Regions from separate parts of the Homo sapiens genome. Here region 2 is linked to region 1. The links are chromatin loops, found by intact Hi-C in ENCODE. Cell type or tissue: mammary epithelial cell. All regions are shown on one strand. Links, peaks and the distances in the headings refer to the core of each region. The heading gives the core; the rest is flanking DNA.

Region 1 (5,392 bases), core at 84-5,083:
CCACCTGAGAAGTCAGCCAACAAAACAGTGAGGATCTGAGGAGGGCCAAGGCTTCAGCAAGGTGCAGCCAGAGTGGTGAGTGAAGGATGAAGGATTCCCACAAAAGGCAGGATTGCATGGAGGGGTCTAAATTGAGTCCCCAGCAGAGTGTTTAGTGAATATCTGCTGAAGAAATGAGTGAATGAGGGAGAGCCAAGACTGGGAAAGTTAAGAGAGGTGGTAAAGACCTTCCAGGATAGGAGGACCAGTGTGGGCACCCATTGGTGGGTGGAAATGAGGGAACATGGCCTTGCATGGGCCTCTGGCTGGGCCTTGAATGGTATATACTTGGTGATAAGCTGTATAGAGTCCACTGGAATTGAATAATGGAACGCCTTTGATAGCAGGGTAAGCCAGACTTTGTCTTTCAGGTAGTTGTGAAAGAAAGGTGTGCTTTCATTGGGATGTTCCCCTATCAGAACTGCAGAAGAAATGCAGGGCAGAAATATTTGTAAACTGGACCCCACTTGGAATGACAGCTAGGGTGAAGGTTCTAAGTCAATTGGACTTACTTCAGCTTTAGAGCTAAGTGGCTATCCTTCACCATCCTGCAATGGCTGCATTATTCTGATCTTGTTTATAACTGGCTGGCTCACTTGAGGAACACAGAGCTTTTATTGAGTTATTCTGATAAATCAGAGAAAACAATGTACTATTGGTTTTATATCTCTGAGAATAACTACCACGTTCTTGACCAATTATAAAATGCCATGTGAGAACAATGTTTATCTCTCAGGTGCTCAAAAGCTTTTATGGACATGCTCTTATTTACTTACATGCTATTCCAAAGAAGTAGGTGGTGGATCACTGCAATGGAATTAGAATCATCTTCACGTAATAAGAGAGACACAAGGACATTAAGCAACTTGCCTAAGGTTATGAAGCGGGAAAAGACAGGACTAAGTTGATCCTCTCAAATCCACATACCAGGGTTAAAGCCCGAAAGAAACATAAAAGTTAGATCTTTAAGACATGACAAACTGGAACATATTTCAGAAATAGAGTACCCATGGGACTTAGTCTTTTTCCATCTCAGGTGAATACTAGTAGCTGCAAACACTGTGCAAAGCTTGACTTCCACGTGCGTGTACCTGTGTTGGGCATGGGAAAGATCACTTGGGTAGTGTCTTACAGCACCCAGCCTCATGGAGGTCATGGGCTAGTGGAGAGAAACCATGTGCAAAATAGAACAAAAATAGAACCTTTTAAGACTAGAGAGCAAGAAGTCTAGCCAAGTGCCATAGCAGTGGTGAAAAGGAGACAAGGAGTTTGATAATTTATTTCATGTTTATACATCTGTTCATTCATTCATTCCAAAATTATATATTGAGCACCAACTCTGTGCCAGCTAGTGTGCTAGGTTCAGGTGAAATGGTGTGAGCAAGAGGGACAGAGGCCCTGCTCTCACGGTTTAGATCTATGCTGTTCAATACAATTGTTGCTAGCCATATGTCGTTAGTTACATTTAAATTTCAATAGTTTAAATTAAGTTTAGAGATTGAGATCTTCGATTGCACTAGCCACATTTCAAGTGCTCAATATTCTCATGTAGTTGGTGGCTACCTTACTGGACAGGACATTTATAGAGCATTTCCATCATCATAGGAAGTTCTATTGTCCAGAAGTTGGCAAATTATGGCCCGCAGCCTAATTTTGTAATAAAGTTTTATTGAAACCCAGCTGTATCCATTTGTTCATGTATTGCCTATGGCTGCATTTCCGGTGCAGTGGCAGAGTTGAGTAGTTGTAACAGAGACTGAATAGCTTACAGAGCTGAAAATATTTACTATCTATCAAAGGCTGCCAACCCTTGGTCTGGAAGGAAATACGGATGAACAATATTTAGAAAAAGGAAAATTATAAGTAATTAAGAGTGCTGTGGAGTGGTTATAGGATGGGATCTGACCTAGTTCAGAAAAAGAGAAGGTCCTCCCCAAAGAAAATGAAGTTTTAAATAAAATCTGAATAATCAGTAGGAGTTTACCAGGAATAAAAAGTCTTCCAGGCAGAAGGAAGTGCTTGAGGAATGGTAAGGAGGGTGTGCGGTTGGGGTAGCTCATGGATAGGGAGGGGCAGGCATGGCTGAATGTCAGTTCCAGGAGGAGGACCTCCATCCACTTTGTCCATTGCTAGTAGTACCCCAGTTCCTAGAACAGTGTCTGACATGTAACAGGGGTCCAGTAAATATTTAATGAATGAAGGAACAAATGTAAGAATGAATAGGCTGAGGAGGTGATGCAGGGCTGGCAAATTGTGTTAAGGATTGCAGCTTTGATCTTAACACGGGAAGCTACTGATGAGTTTAAACAAATGGTAGCCTGATCAGGCATGGTTCTTGAAAGGGCCATTGGAAGATGATGTGGTAAATAGATCTCCAGGGAGCCCCCGTATTCAGTGGTTCACAGTGATTTGTGGTTAGTCATTTTAAAATCTCTTTTATATTCGTGGTGGAAGAAAATTTGATGAGTCCAGCTTACTTAGTTGGTTCTGAAATTTCAAGTCTCTGACCAAAATTCAAAAGGCTAGTCTCCTAAATTCCACAGGAATGAACCAACAACAGAGGTGTGTTTTGACATCACAGTGTGGTGTGCCCTGTGGCATTTCTTCACAGTAGGGGCAGCCAGTGACTCATGGATGAGTTATTATGAGGGTGGGGCTCCTGGAGGCACATGCAATGTGGTTCTGACAGTCATTTGGCTGAGCTCCGTGGACTGAACTTGGATTACAAACCACAGTTTTTCTTTTTGAATCAAAATAAACCAATTTCTTCTTGCACCTCCTTGCTGAGCTACTATACCTAGGTCCCACCCAAAATTTCCTGTCCCCTGATGCTAGACCAAACAGGGACTGCTATTCAGCCACATGTAGAAGCAGAAGGCTCTCTGACCTAGAAAGAGAGAAACTTGCCAAGGATTCAGCAGCTGTTCCCTTCTCTGTGTGTTTATTAGGAATTGGTGTGTGGCTGCACATAGCCTATTACCCCATATAACTTGGTTCATCTTTTGGTTTCCTTTGAAGACAGAATGTATCCTTACAGATTACACTTAGTTGAAATATACGGATTCCCTGGCTGAGATCTTTTGTTTGCACTGAAAGCAGCACATGTTATTTTACTTTTCATGAAAGCCTTTTGCTTCCATGAAAAATAAGTATATTGTCTCCAAACAAGTAATTCGCTAAGAAAATGGCACCACAACAATTTATTAATTTGCTTCCAAAAAGTCTAATAATATCCATGATCATAATTATAATTATCTGATTAATTGTTTTCAAGTGCCATATAATATAGGAAAAAATAACCTCTCCCAGAGCAAGGCTAATCTTGACTAGCAATACTCCTGAATCAACCAGCTTTGTATAACCAGGCATGTTTTAGCCATCATAGCTCCTGAGCCGAAAGAAGTGAATAGGTGAAAAGCATGAGTTATCTGACTGGAATATTAAGATTGACATTATACTTAACAAAAGCGAACTGATGTCTGTGACTTGTTTAATTCAACCATTGAATCATTTTCGCAGGTCACCATGTGGAGCACTTTTATTTCTGAGTACTATACTCAGTCTGTAGGGACGTGATTCAGTTGTCTTGCTAAGAATGAACCAATGGGAAAGGATGGATTCTTAAAGAAAAGGCCAGCCCCTCCTGTCATAAGCTAACAAACTAACCCGAGATGTACTTCAGCTGTGGGATATCTCCAGGTGCCCCAAATCATTTGCATGGGTGGACAAATAGTGTTACTGTCAAGGGCTCCTTCGGAGTTTGTTTCTGGTTTTGTGATGTGTAAGGGAGTACAGTGTTACAGGCAAAGGGCACAGGCATGTCTTGCCCTGGATTGGCCGTTTTGAGATCTTGGGCAAGTGACTATACCTGTTTGAGTCTCTGTTGCTTCCTATTTTAAAATAATAGCCAAATAGCTTCATCAGCAGTAAAGGATACGAGTGTCCCAAGGCTGTGTTCCAGGTCTGAATATCACACTCTTGTGAGAGAACAAAGCATAAATAATTCAGCCTTAAAGGAAGTGGAAGCTAGTTACTGTTGTTGGCTTTGATCCTGGTTTTGACAAAATGCAAAACCAGCAGAGAAGAATAGTCCATTCTTATCTTGTATCTACTTGTTGGTTAGTCTAATAGTTCCTAAATACTAGTCTATAACACTTTAAAGACATGTATGAAAATTTTCACTGATGTATGGTAAAATTTAAAAATGATATATATGTGTAACATATAAGTATATTATGCTTGCAAGTATATACATATATGGACATCTTCCTAGGGACTGTCTCTTAATCAGACATCATGTCCATAATATCTTTTAGGGTGAATTTATGGACGATAGTGATAGTGGATAAGGGGTTATTAGATCTTTTGAATCATGGCAGAATAAAAACTTTGGTACAATATAATTCACTTAAAAAAAACTCACAGGTCTATGAAATTCTGAAGTCTGATTCCACTGGACTGAATCACCAGACATCAGCCCCCTGAGCTTTCACACTTTGTGAACAGAAACTTCTGGTCCTGTTGAGAAATGTATTACTAAGATCTTAAAAAAAATCATATAACATGGTTCTCTGAGATCTGATATCCGTTCTGCCATTATTATTCTAATATGTAAGAAGTTCTGGAGCCAAGTTTCCTTAGGACTAATTATCAAAGTAGGTGGTTGAAAAGCATGTTATGTTGCAAGAACCCAAGAGTTCCAACCGTGTCATCAATGCCTCTGCCTTGGGCAAACTCAACAAAGGAACCAAGGCGTGAATTGACTCGTGTGCCCTTGCTGGGTCTAGAATTAACCATTCGTAATGTCAAGATTTTAAGAATAGAGCTGAGGCTGGTCAAAGACTCCAAAGAAGGTATTCTAAGAAATATACATCATATAAAACATAGAGATGTGATGACAAAGGTAAATAATTGTTTAAGAGAGATTTGTAGAAAATTTTGCTATCTGATATGCCATGTAAAATCACTTTGCTGCCTAGCTATAAAAGTCTTAGGTAGAAATCAGTATTATTCTTTGAGGCTTTTAGAATCGCATGGATTTTTAAAATTTTAGTAAGACTGATTCCCAAAGCTGTTCCTCTGGGCAGTTTAATAACTAAATTGACACTTTTGCGTGTGTGTGTGTGTGTGTGTGTGTGTGTGTGTGTGTGTGCGTGCTGAAATAGATTACTGAAGAACAGAGGCTCTGATTTTTTTCCTTCCTTCCTGTTCTTATGAGGGGAAGTGGACGGAGTTGTATGCACTGAATAAGGGCCTGACAGGTGTCTGCTGCACCCAGCCCTTGAAGGCATTCCTGAATGTAGAGTCGGCGTGTCTGTGTCTGGCATTATAATATTATCCAGCTCTGTCTCTA
Region 2 (5,392 bases), core at 143-5,142, 45 kb after region 1:
CTTTATCTTGATAATACTTTGTTAAATGCTCAACTATTCCATCAAGTCATGTTTCTCCAACTTAAGCGGCATTGCTATATAAGCTTTGAAATATTTCTCTGAAGTCCTCAGATCTTCATGTTTAAAGACATTCCCCAGGCTTCCTTCCCTTGTACTCACTGAGTTTGTATTCACAAAACCTCTTGCCTTCAATACCTTCATAACTCATGTCGAATGTGTGCTATTATATTTAAATCCTAAGCATTCTCATCACCATTGTCTCAACTATTGATATGATTATTCCAACTCTGGCATGGGGTGTCATTTGATGTCTTGAGGTAATTCATCTTTTTCTCACCCATTGAAGGCACACGGTAGGTGAGTGCCAAGTGAATAAATGGGCCTCAATCTACTAATCTGTGAAGTGGGGAGGTTGGAATAGCCTATGATAAGGTCTTGTTCAGCTCAAACATTTGATGATTCCTTAAGGCTATGTCATCATAGCTGCTGAGGGGACTGTGCCACAAATTGGATAAACGAGTTAGACATGACTGCACCCTGTGACTAGATTTCTTCCTCTGATAGAGGACATTACACATACATGTAAGGTCATAGAATGAAGACAAGTTAATGGTACATAGAATTGGCTTTAGGATGAAAATGTTTCCTTTTGAAAGGTAAACAAATGTTTTCAGAAAATTCTTTAGAAAAGATAATGTTTTCAGAAAATTCTTTAGAAAAGATAATGAAAAGAGGCTGGGCGTGGTGGCTCATGCCTGTAATTCCAGCACTTTGTGAGGCTGAGGCGGGTGGATCACCTGAGGTCAGGAGTTCAAGACCAGCTTGGCCAACATGGTGAAACCCTATCTCTACTAAAAAAAAAAAAAAAAAAAAAATGCAAAAATTAGCCAGGAGTGGTGGTGAGCGCCTGTGATCCCAGCTACTCTGGAGGCTGAGCCAGGAGAATTGCTTGAACCTGGGAGGTGGAGGTTGCAGTAAGCTGAGACTGCACCATTGCCCTCCAGCCTGGGCAACAGAGCCAGACTCCATCTCAGGAAAAAAAAAAAAAACCAAAACAAAAAGAAGATAATGAAAAGATAATTTGTTTTTTACATCTTGAAGTAGCCAAAGCTTAGTTTAATTCTCCCATTGTACATTGAAAGCATCTATGTAGGACAAGCAAATTAGCGATCTCATATACTACCTGAGAACTAAACTTAATAAAATTGTATTGTATTAGGCATTCTTGTTAAATAAGTAGATTTTAGCTGCTCTTGTCACACATACAAAAATAACTATGAGATGATAGATAGGTTAGTCTGCTTCAATAAGTAACCATATTATCTATATGTATCCCATAACATCATCTTGTAAGCCTCAAATATATACAGTAAAATATATTTAAAGAAAGCATCTCAATTTCATTCAATCACTCTCAAGGTGATTGGTTGGTATGTTGGACTGTTATTTATAAGCTCCCAATGAGAAAACTTATATACACGTGTTAGGGGGCTGTTTCTGATTTGAGATATTTACACCTAATGTGGGACGAGCTACATAGCTTTGGAGGCAAACCAATATGGGCTTGAATTCTGGATCTGATCTGTTACCTACCAACCCTGAGCTTTTAGCCACCCTGAAACTCAATTTCCCCATCTGTATAATGTATAGTATGTATATGATTTCACCTATGTTTCTAGACTTTTGGGTACCCTATGGTGTGTTTATTGTACTTTTTTCCAACTAACAAATACACAATTTTAAATTTAGTGCCTACTGTTTGAAAATATTACTGACATGTTATTTGAAAATAAGTTTATCCTATGGTTTCCAATTTTTCAGACAGTCAATAAGTGGAAGAAGTTTCCATTTATAGAAGTGACATGCATGTTAATGGGAAACAAAATATTATCCTTAAAGAGAGGACAAAAATCCCAGGAAATGACCCAGAAATACTCTTGGAAACAATAAGTGTTTAATTTTCCCTAAACTAGAAAACTGGTCATTCAGGATGGAGTGTAGAGGAACTAAGAGAAATAGGAATAATAATGATTGCTATGGAAGAAATGTCCTATAGTGACACTGGGGGGCTCAAAACTACCACCCCCCATGGCCAGGTTGAAAAGCTCCAGATGGAACAAAAAGAGAAGGAGCCCTGGGCCCATGGAATCCCCACCAGGCCTGCCAGGTTAATGCTGCCTTTCTCTCCATGTCAATGAGGAAGGTCCTATGGTGCACTGTGAATAATCGTGTAATATGGACCCCAGACTGTGTCCCCAAAGTCCCCATTTATACCACTTTCATCATCAAGTCCCCAGTTACCAGTTTGAGGTTGGTTTTCCTTCTAATGAGATTGACCCGTTACAAGGACCCAGCAGCATAGAAACAGAAAATCTTAACATGTCCAATCTCCTACCTGTTTATATATGTGAGCTTTGAGTAACTCAATCTTCCCATTTAGACTCCAGGAAAGGGATTTCTATTTTGATGGAGTTGAACACTCTTCTTTTGCAGTTGGAGAAACTGTACCCAGGACAGCCATGGGACTTGGACAAGCAACTGGCTAATGGCAGAGCTGGGGTTAGAAATGGTTTCTCCTGACCCTAAGTCCAGGGCTCTTTTCATACAACTGTGCCTATCCTATGCAGAATGTAACTCTACAAAGAGATACAGTTTAAACACTCATCCATGTTCCTTAAGGAAATAGACATTTTGTGTGTTCGGTTGCAGCAGCTTTGGGAGGAGACCCTCTATGAATGGGCCTACTGCTGAATGGCTGATTCCCTGAGGTTCCAAGGAGAGATTAGATGCCAGAGATAACAAGGAGAGACTCCATGATGAGAGCTCAGGTATAAGTGTTTATGGGTCCGGGCATGAAAGGGTCTGGGCATGAAAGGAAGCCAGTATGAGTCAGAGCAGGCTCATTAGGGCTGGTAGGTAAGGCCAGGGCTGCAGAGATAAGATTCATTCTAATGAAGCCATTTGGGGAGTGCCTCCTGCCATTTCCTATGCTCTGTTTCTGTTTTTGGCTTATGCAATCCCACAACCTATGCTAAATCCTTTGTTGTGATGTGTCCAGGTAGATGCCACACATCCAGAAATTCTTCTCTTACAAAAAAGAAAATGAGCAATTGAAATGTGACTCGTGATTTTAAAAGTGCACTTTTATTTTCACTTAATTTTAATTTATTTAAATAGCCACTTGTGGCTAGTGGCTACATTCTATAACTGTGCAGAAATAGACCTTCATTCACCCATTGACGGTGCTGACACATAATGTTCCTATGAGGTAAAACTTAGAATTCCATATAGAAGAGTAGAGGAGATGCTTGGCTACACAATTCAGAATGCCATAGCCAGGGAAAAAGTCATATAAAAGAATTGCTCAATTACCACATGTGGCTGGTGGCTTCTGAATTGGTCAGTTATCATCACAGAAAGTTCTGTTTGGCAGCACTGATTTATTCAATAAGGATGAAAGAAGTGGGTTGGGCAATTTACCAGATTAGATTAGATACACTAAATAACTCTTCTAACTGAAGCAATGAAAATGTTGGATGGAATTTTTTTTTAAAAAAATTATGTAAGTGCTTCATTGAGCTGGCATTAGGAAAAAAAGAATCTGCAAGCTGCAGCCTCCACATAGAAGTGAAAGCAGAATCTTATAATTCAGGTAAACACTGCAGCTGGAGCTTCCTTAAGGGATTCTAAGAAGCGTGGGGGAACTTGAGCTTTTGATTAGCTCTCTGGATACAGGGTATGGGAGGTAAATTTTAGGGCCCACTCAAAGTGAAAGTCTCTTAGGAGATTGCGCAATGCTTGGATCCTTAAGGGCTATGCCCCTGGAGGTAAGGTGAACTAGGAAAGAAAATCTCTCTGTGCAGAAAGGAACATCAATAAAGCTTGTGGTTTTTAACCTTAGTGTTGAATGAAGAAGTCTCTTCTAAAAATATGTAATCATAAACCAGCTCTGAAGTGGGTTTTAGTTCATTTTAACACTGCCTGTGCAGTCTAGAAAATGTCACTCAGATCTTCTAATGTAAGTGGTAGCAATTTGGTAATACCCTTAGGCACCTGGCAGATGAAAATGTATATCCTTTTGTAAAACCTCGAATTCAAACTGACATTAAAAAATTCCCAGAGATTAAATTTCAAATAAAAATTAGTAGCTCACAGTTCAAAAATTCACAATGCACAAGGAAAGGTGATATCACTGATGAAAACCAGCAGATAGAAGAAAAATGGCCTGATATAGAATATAGAATAATATATGCCAATTAATTTGAAAACTTAGCTGAAATTGGTAATTTCCAAGGAAATGCAAGTAATCCAAACTGGACCCACTGTCAAAGGAAAACCTGGATATAGCTAGAAACTTCAAAAGATTTACATTTGAAGCTAAAAAACTCCCCACACAGAAAGCACTAGCCCCAAATTTTCAGTGAAAGCACTAACCCCACATTTTCAGTGAGGTCTACTAGACATTCTTAGGAAAAATAGTTCAGGTATTATACAATCTATACCAGAGTATATTAAAAACAGAAATGCTATCCTACTCATGGATGAAACGAAGTTACCTTGATACCAAATTCTGACAAAACCATGAATATTACAGGGTAATTTTACTTACTAGCACAGTTAGGAATACCCTCAACTAGATATTAATGAACCAAATCCAGCAAAATATAAAAATTATAATATTTATCATTGCCAGGTTTGCTTATCTCAGTCTGATATTAGATAACTTATCAATGTGATTTATTTCATTAGCAAATTAAAGGAGAAAAATATCTGATCATCTCAATAGATGCAGAAAAATCATCTGACAAAATTTACCATTCATTAATGAAAACAAAACACAAAACAACCTCTCGGCAAACTAGCAATGGTGGTAGATTGAAAGAATTTCTTGTAAGATTAATAGCAAGAAAAAATGCCTGCTATAGTAATTTCTTTTCATGATGATACTAGAGATCTTTGAAGGATCAGCAGGTAAGATGAATATCTGAAAGGCGAAAATAAAATCTTCATTATTCATAGATGATACAATTGTCTATATTATACACCTAAAAGAAAGTTTAGTTAAATATTAGAAATAATAATAGAATTAATAAGGTAGCTGGATACAAATCAAAATATAAAATTAATTGAATAGTCATAAACCGATAGTGATTAATTGTATGAAGCAATTTTAACATATGCCATTTAGGAAAAGAAACATAAAAATATAAATTACTTAGGGATTGATATACTAAAAGTTGTATAAATGCTTTATGGAAAAATAAAATATATTGAAAAACATTTTTTAAAAATCTAAATAAAGTGCAGAATATACAACATACCTAAATGAAGGATTCAGTATACCAAAGATGTAAATTCTCACCAAATTGATCTGTATATTTAATGCAATTGC

Evidence for each region. Peaks named below come from ENCODE experiments on the same cell type or tissue, not always from the same donor. Only the 100,000 strongest peaks of a DNase experiment are listed, where the experiment ranks them.
Region 2: it touches region 1 in a loop (3-fold over the local background); 3 of 110 quality-filtered maps call a loop at or near these places.

The regions. Positions count from the first base shown.
Region 1 is chr20:13,027,441-13,032,832 of GRCh38, reverse strand. The region is part of intron 1 of SPTLC3 (serine palmitoyltransferase long chain base subunit 3); the gene reads right to left. Among named protein-coding and RNA genes, the nearest start is that of SPTLC3, 21 kb to the right of the region's middle. RefSeq lists an enhancer at 2,153-3,352. In mammary epithelial cell, for the core only: no CTCF peak of the experiment used is centred there; DNase peaks (open chromatin) are centred at 2,642 and 4,602; H3K4me3 peaks cover 155 bases; H3K27ac peaks cover 3,177 bases.
Region 2 is chr20:12,982,616-12,988,007 of GRCh38, reverse strand. No RefSeq gene overlaps it. Among named protein-coding and RNA genes, the nearest start is that of SPTLC3, 24 kb to the left of the region's middle. In mammary epithelial cell, for the core only: no CTCF peak of the experiment used is centred there; a DNase peak (open chromatin) is centred at 2,897; H3K27ac peaks cover 775 bases.